2 separate regions of the Homo sapiens genome follow, and region 1 is linked to region 2. A link is a loop called in an ENCODE intact Hi-C map of the cell type or tissue named here. Cell type or tissue: GM12878. All regions are shown on one strand.

Region 1 (4,000 bases), 210 kb before region 2:
AATACAAAAAAAAAATTCACCAGGCATGGTGATGCACACCTGTAATCCCAGCTACTCAGGAGGCTGAGGCATAAGAATCACTTGAACCCGTGGAGTGGAGGTTGCAGTGAGCTGAGATCGTGCTGCTGCACTCCAGCCTGGGTGACAGAGTGAGACTCTGTCTCCAAAAGAAAAATAAATAAATAAAAATACAAAAATAACAATACAAAAATTAGCCGAGCATGGTGACGTGTACCTGTAATCCCAGCTACTAAGGCTGAGGCAGGAGAATTGCTTGAACCCGGGAGGTGGAGGTTGCAGTGAGCTGAGATTGTGCCACTGCACTCTAGCCTGGGCAACAGAGTGAGACTCTGTCTCAAAAAGAAAAAAAAAAAAAAAAAGCACATTCTTTTTATTTCAGGGCATTGCTATTTTGAAATGCGCAGGATACATATACCATTGCTTTTCCTTTTACTGATTTTATTTTCAATCGTTTGTGTCTGTTGTCTACACAATAGGAGTTTACTAAATACTGTTGATTGACTAAATGTCCTAATGCATGCTGTGATGTTTGTTTAATGGTATAGAGCTGTAGAAAGTTTTCATTCATTCATTCATTCATTCATTCATTCATTCACTCAGTCATTCATTCCTGAATACTATCCCTGATGTTATGCTGCACATTAGGGGCTCAGAGAAGAACGAAAGCAAACCTCTGTCCTCAAACAGCTTCTAATCTGGTTAGGTGTGAGTGGAGTGAGCATGTGTGAGTACGGAATATAAGGGACAGGTGTGCAAATACTTTCAATATGATGTGTGTACAAATTTTGTGAGTACATAAAAGAGGGACTTTTGACTCTTGGGGAAGGTGGGAAGGTATGGATTTTATTAGAGATGGCTTCAGGGAAAGCATCATATTCAAGCTCAGATGCAAGGGACAAGGGGAGGAATCCTCTAAGAACAGAGTGGAAAACTGAAGGGGATTGTGTTGGGAGGCACATTTTCCACCTTTGTAGCCCCTTCTCCAAATTAAAAAGGTCGGGATAGGTGGAAACAGCTGGGGGAGGTGAGTGGGAGGAGATTACTGACAAGTCCCCAAATTCTGTGGCTTGGAGAACTTTGGGATTCCTGTAGCCAGTTTCTGGGCTGTGGAGGTTCCCTGGTCCATATTTCTGGTATTGATGACTGTTGATAAGATATTGATGACTATGGCAGACGTGGGCTGTTTTTTCCCCAGCATCCTTTCTCCATTCTTTTGGCAGCAGCCCTCGTGCTTCTATAGGATCATCCCTTTTCCAGTTTCAGTCCTTGTGGTGTAGGAGAGGGTCAAACCCTGCCCCCACTGGGATATTCCATTCCCTTGGCCATAGTAGCCCTGTGATCCACACCATGCCAATCAGGGCCCAAGAGACTTAATGCTAGGATTTTCATTTGAATTACTGAAGCAGTACAATCCTGCTTTTCTGCTGGATATGATGCTGGATGGAGTGTGGTCCAAGGAGCTGTTGGCAACCACTTGGCAACTACATGAGGCTTAGAATGAGGCCAACATCAAGCGAGTACTGTCAAGACACAGAGAGGGAAGCTGGTTCCTGGTGACACCCTTTGAGCCCTGAATCAATGGATACCTGAAGCCAGCCTTATCCTAGGACATGAGCTAACAGATTGCCTTTTTAGCTTTAGCCAGTCTGAGTTGGATTTCCTTCAGTTTGTTCTGGGCAGAATCTCAACTAATACCACGGCCCATAACCCTGTGAGATATCATTGCTTCAGGAAAACCTTTTCTTTTTCTCCTAGAAACTTCAGTCTTAGAATGCAGAGGAGGGATGAAAGTGGGAGTTTTAGGCGTGATGGCCAGGAATACAGTTAAGAGGGGCAGAACATATTTGCCCCTGATTTTCGATTGCTGGTGCTATTCTCACTGATGTCAATCACCTTAGTGTCACTCAGTGGAAGGATTTACTGCAGTGGTAAATTTCAATGGAAAGAGTTTTGTTATTTCAGCACAAATTTTTGTTGTTAGTGGTGGGGACTTTTTATAGTTCTGTTTTTACAAATCAAAAGTAATGGTTAAAGTAGTGACTGCATTAGAGTCTATTCTGATTTCAAAGGATCCTAGAAGTCAACTAGTTCAACCTCATTAAACCTCTGGTTCTTCAACAGTAAAACTGAAATCATCAGAATATGCACCTCATGGGGGCATGAGCTGTCATGTATCTTAAACTCTAATATAGATTTGTATTTACAACTCAATAGAAATAGCTTACTTCCAATAATTTGGGTAACAGGAAATCATCTCATTTTAGAGGATCTAAGCAGTACTTCTTTACAAATTTATATATTTTAAATATGTAAATGGTTTCATGGCTCTCTCTGGGCCTCAGTTTCCCCATTTGTAAAAGGGGGGGTAATAATGGTACCTAATTCATAAGGTAGTTGTTGAGGATTAAGTGAATAAAGCCCTATGCTCCCCCTACCCAGTCACTCTCCACTTTTTTTGACCCTGCTCAGTGTCTGGGAGGCTGATCTGACTCAGGTGGGTTGTGGTCACGGGGCTCCACTGCCCTCTGGTTCTGGTAGGTTTCAGCCTATGAAAAACATGAGGCTGGAGCAGGAGAGCGGTGACTCTGCTGGGGTCAGCGTGAGCTGGCCATGTCTTGTCACCAAAGGCCCTAGCTCCTGGTGGGGAGCCCTCTCCAAAGGCCCTGGTAAAGGCTTTGTCTCCTTGTTGCTTCAGTCCCAGAGGCTGTCAGCTCCACTGTCACCTGTGTTTTCTCTACGTCTCACCCACACCTTTGCAAATGGTCTCTCTATTGAGCCGTTCTCAAAGCTCCCAATTCGAGTGCACCCCTCTGCTTCTGCTGGCTGCTGACTGATTCACTCCCTCGACAAGACCCAGGACAGTGCCTGGAACACACTCAATGCAGTCCCTACTGTAGTTATTTTGTTATTTACAAAGCAAAAAATCACATGCATCATGGATATGTGGTTCGACCATCAATTTCATAGTTCGAGGTCTTCTTTTCTTAATCAGATGTTGTGGTTTTACTTTCATGAGTTAGGAATGGCTTTGATGAATGACTGACCCTCCCATTGAAGTGCCGCCAGAAAGAATGGGTTATGGGCACAATCTCCAATGCCCAGTCATCACATTACACTCTTAGTCCTCCAGGATTCTCATCTCCCCTTATCATAACCCTCAGGACTCAACTATAACCCAGGAGGTTTCCCACTTGTACTAATGTAAATTAAGCAAACTCAGATACACCCTTTTGGTAGGGTCCATGGATGTTGTAGATTGAAAGTCTGTATTTCCCCTAAGTTCATACATTGCAGTCCTAACCTCCAAAATGATGATATTTTGATGTGGGGCCTTTGGGAGGTGATTAGATTTATTTTATTTATTTGTTTGATTTTTGAGACAGTCTCTCATTTTGTGGCTGGAGTGCAGTGGTGCAATCATAGCTCACTGCAGCCTTGACCTCCCTGGGCTCAGGTGATCCTCCCATCTCAGCCTCCTGAGTAGCTGGGACCACAGGCATGGTGCCACCACACCTGGCTAATTTTGAATTTTTTGATAGAGATGGGGTTTGCCATGTTGCCCAGGCTGGTCTCAAACTCCTGGGCTCAAGCAATCTTCCTGCCTTGGCTTCCCAGAGTTCTGGGATTACAGACATGAGCCACTGTGCCCGACTGTGATTAGATTTAGATGAGGTCATGAGAGTGGGGTCCCCCTGATGCAATGAGTGTCCTTTTACGAATAGGAAAAGGGAGCAGAGTTCTTTCCCTTTCTCTCCACCATGTGAGCACACAGTGAGAAGGTGGCTATCTGCAGGTTAGGAAGAGACCTCTCACCAGGGAACCAAATGGGCCAGCGCCCTGGTCTTGGACTTCACAGCCTTAAGAACTGTGAGAAATAAATATCTATTGCCTAAGCCACCTAGTCTATGGTATTTTGTTACAGCAGCCCGAGCTGACTAAGACGATGTAAATATTTCATGTGCATAAGAACAATGTGAAC
Region 2 (4,000 bases):
GCTAAATAGGATTCTTCTGAAGCACTGTCTGTTTTAAAACGGTGATCCCTCTTAGTAGAGCTCCCATAGAATGCCTTCCGAAGTTCTCTTCTGCTCTGTACTCTCTGGCTGAAAGTTTCAGAAACAGAGCGACTAGAGTGGTCTAGAGTCAGAATACAGTGTAAGGAAGCAAAGGGGATGAAAATTGAGAAAATCGTGAAGTCTGTATTCTTCATGAGATTTTGCAGCTGAATAGGACTCAGAATAGTTGTAGTTCTCTTGGGCTAGATAATTGTTTGAACTGATAAATAATTTAGATACCGGAATTTTCTCTCTCCTTTTTCAGGAGCCACCTCCTAGATAATCTTCCTCTTCAGCTGGTACTGTTTTATAAATGAAGCCTCTGAATTGTTCATTAGTATTTTCAGACCTCTTTTATCTAGTAAGTTTTATGAGAGAAGACATTTTTCCTGATGAATTGGAATGTTTTGATTAAAATTTTTTTTTTATGTTTTAAGTTAATTTATTAGACATTAGTAAGCACTTAATTTTTGGGGCACAGTATGTGTGGAGACTAATGCTCAACTACAAAGTTAGTTTCTCCATAGATGTTATGTAGAAACTTCTGTAATCTTCAGTACCTAGTTTAAAAAAAATTAGAATTAGGAAATGATCTATATAGAAGTGAATAAATTTAGTACACAGTGACTAGATTGATCCCTAGATTGGGGGATTTTTGCTAATTTAATATTAGATTTAATCCTAATAGTTAAATCAACTGGTAATGCCATGAATAATTTTGATCCTTTTGTGGTTTTGAAAGATGTATTTTCAGAATTAATTTTATTACCCTCATAACATGCTCAGAGAACTTTGGTGTAAAGATAATGCGTTGTTTTTCTTGGTGGCCAATACAATCTTTTAAAGTGTACTTTTTAGCTTAGGTATCCCTGGAAGTTTTTGTTCTCAGTTTAATGATCTTGTCAAGTAAATACCACCTAATTATCTATTCCTATTCCGCTATCATTTATCCAGGCAATAGAGTTTTATATTAAATAATGCTTTAGGAATGAGAGATTTATTTGTAATTCCTATTCAGCTATCTTGTCTATAAAGCAAAATTCATACTTACAGTAGTTTGTATTCTCTTAACTTCTCGGTTAATAGGCAGTGTGGTGAAGTGGAAAAACCCTACAAACTAACACAATGACAAATACATCTTGGATATTTTTGTGTAGTTCCCTTGTCATTTTAACTTTTTCTAATCTGCTAATGAATCAGACTTTAGAGGAAAGAGATAAGAGCTGACCTTCTGACTTCCTCCATATAACTGAGTAAACCTATCGGGATTGTAGATTTCATTTCATTTCTTTTTTTTTTGAGACGAAGTTTCACTTTTGTTGCCCAGGCTGGAGGGCAATGGCAGGATCTCAGCTCACCGCAACCTCCGCCTCCTGGTTCAAGCGATTCTTCTGCCTCAGCCTCCCAGGTAGCTGGGATTACAAACACGCGCCACCATGCCTGGCTAATTTTGTATTTTTAGTAGAGATGGGGTTTCTGCATTTTGGTCAGGCCGATCTCAAACTCCCGACCTCAGGTGATCCACCTGCCTCAGTCTCCCAAAGAGCTGGGATTGCAGGCATGAGCTACCACGCCTGGCTGTAAATTTCATCTATAAGAGAGTGATACTTGTGGTGTTCTTGTGTTTATATATTTTTTCCTCTAAGAAAGTGGGCTTTTTGACTGATGGCTTGTTCTTTAGAGTCATAATATCTTTAGTGTATAGATAAACCAAAATTCTTCTATATTTCTGTGATGGAGGACATAATTTGACCTTCAGGTTAGTGAATATTTGCATTGAGTTGTGCAATATTTCTTCTACGTATATGAATGAACACATATCTGATTCTTGTCACAGGCTGTTTAGAATCAGAGGAAACAAGGCTTGTTGGTCTCTGCTGCTTTACTGCAAAAGCAATGTGAGAGTGATGAATGCAGAACAATTAGTGTAGCTGCCAGTTTTCAGTTGTCTTATATGATTGGAAAGTTCCTCATCTAAACACTAATTTATTTTAATCATTAAACTTTTCATTATTTTCTCCCTCAAAGATGCGCCCCCCCTCAATCAAAAACAAAAACCCACCCAAGCCCTAAAATTAAACCAAAAAAAGACTTCTGGCAAATAAAGTTGATTTGCTTTTCTTTCCTTACCTCTGGCCTTTGAAGATTCAGAGACTCAAAAGTAGTGAAACAAGTCATACTTCTCCCTATATCCTGCCCACAGAAACTTTCAGATGACATGAAGGAAGAAAGAACTAACTAGATAGTTGACTTTTGAGTAAACTCAGGCTTTGTTTCTTCTCTATCTTGTGGTAGATAAGAAAGACTTTGGACCAGATACTGGTGTGAAGATAGGAAGAGTAGGATTACTTTATTGTTGGGAATATGGGAAATATATTCAAAATATATGAAGCTGTGTTCCAGTGTAAATATGCTAGGTTGATTATCTCTTCCAGTCATCACGAAAACTACTTCATGCCTTGGTGAAACTGGCAACATGGGTTGTTTCTGAAGAGATACATGTTTTAATTTATGAGGTGTATTTTTTGTGTTTGTGTGTGTAATGGTAATGATGATATTCATACTGAATTTACTGCTACAATGTTACAATCTGTTGCCAGTTAAAATTACCCAGGAATGAAGATAGAGCATTTTGAAAATACAAGTTAGTGGTAAAATACTTTGTTGTACAAAAATAGAATTTATTTGTTGCATTTCTATACTACATCATCAAATAATATTAAACAGTTGGATTTTATCTCCTGGTAAAACTTGTCTAAAGTAAATGCTGTAGACTAATGTGTAATTTTGAATTATTTAGTCTCTGTATTTAAGAAAATCCAACAAGTATTATACTGCAGCCAGCATAAAAACACAGCATTTGCCATCCTTATTTAAAATTTTTCAGCTTTATTAAAGTGTAATTGGCATGTAAGTAACTTTACTTTTAAAATATTACCTGGGAAACTACCACTGTGAAGATAATGATCACATCTGTCACCCCTAAAAGATTTCTCCTGCCTTTTGGTAATTCCTCCTTCCTGTTCCTTTGTCACAGGCAGCCACTAATCTGCTTTCTGTCACTATAGATTAGTTTGCATTTTCTTGAATTTTATATAAAGATAATAGTGTATGCGTTTTTTTTTTTTTTTTTGGTTTGCCTTCTTTCAGTTATCATGGTTATTTGAGATTAATCAGTGTTTATTTTGTTATTGCTGAATAATATTCCATTGGGTGAACAATCTGCAATTTAACTGTCCGTTCACCTGTTGAGGGACATTTGAGTTTTTTGCAGTTTCTAGCTCTTACAGATAGAGCTGTTGTATGCATCCCTAAACAAGTCTTTGTGTGGACATATGCTTTTACTTCTCTTGAGTAAATACCTAGGAGTGGAATTGCTGGGTATTTTTAACTTTTTAAGAAACAAGCTGTTTCTCAAAGTGGTTGTATCACTTGAAATCCTACCAGCACTGTATGAACTCCAGTTTCTTCATATCCTTGCCAGCCTTGATATGGTCAGTCTGTTTAATTTTAGGCTGGTGGCAGGTGTCTAGTGGTAAAGTAGCTCATTGTGGTTTTATCTTCTGTTTCCCTAATAACTAGTGATGTTGAGCCTGTTCTCACGTGCTTATTTGCCACCTGTATTTTTATTTATTTATTTGCTTATTTTGAGACGGAGTCTCACTCTGTCGCCCAGGCTGGAGTGCCGTGGCGCAATCTTGGCTTACTGCAACCCCTGCCTTCTGGGTTCAAGCGATTCTCCCACCTCAGCCTCCCGAGTAGCTGTGTCTACAGGCATGCGTGACCATGTCTGGCTAATTTTTGTATTTTTAGTAGAGATGGGGTTTCGCCATGTTGGCCAGGCTGGTCTCAAACTCCTGGCCTCAAGGGATTCGTCTGCCTTGGTCTCCCAAAGTGCTGGGACTGCAGATATGAGCCACTGGGCCTGGTGGCCCCCTGT

What was found. Peaks named below come from ENCODE experiments on the same cell type or tissue, not always from the same donor. Only the 100,000 strongest peaks of a DNase experiment are listed, where the experiment ranks them.
Region 1: a loop joins it to region 2, with 2.0 times the contacts of the local background. A loop is called at or near these places in 1 of 110 quality-filtered maps.

What each region holds. Positions count from the first base shown.
Region 1 is chr3:72,632,340-72,636,339 of GRCh38, reverse strand. The region is part of intron 8 of LOC105377161 (a long non-coding RNA gene); the gene reads left to right. Among named protein-coding and RNA genes, the nearest start is that of RYBP, 190 kb to the right of the region's middle. In GM12878, no CTCF peak of the experiment used is centred here; a DNase peak (open chromatin) is centred at 2,059.
Region 2 is chr3:72,425,091-72,429,090 of GRCh38, reverse strand. All of the region lies in intron 1 of RYBP (RING1 and YY1 binding protein), which reads left to right. Among named protein-coding and RNA genes, the nearest start is that of RYBP, 20 kb to the left of the region's middle. In GM12878, no CTCF peak of the experiment used is centred here; a DNase peak (open chromatin) is centred at 2,242; H3K4me3 peaks cover 642 bases; H3K27ac peaks cover 1,009 bases.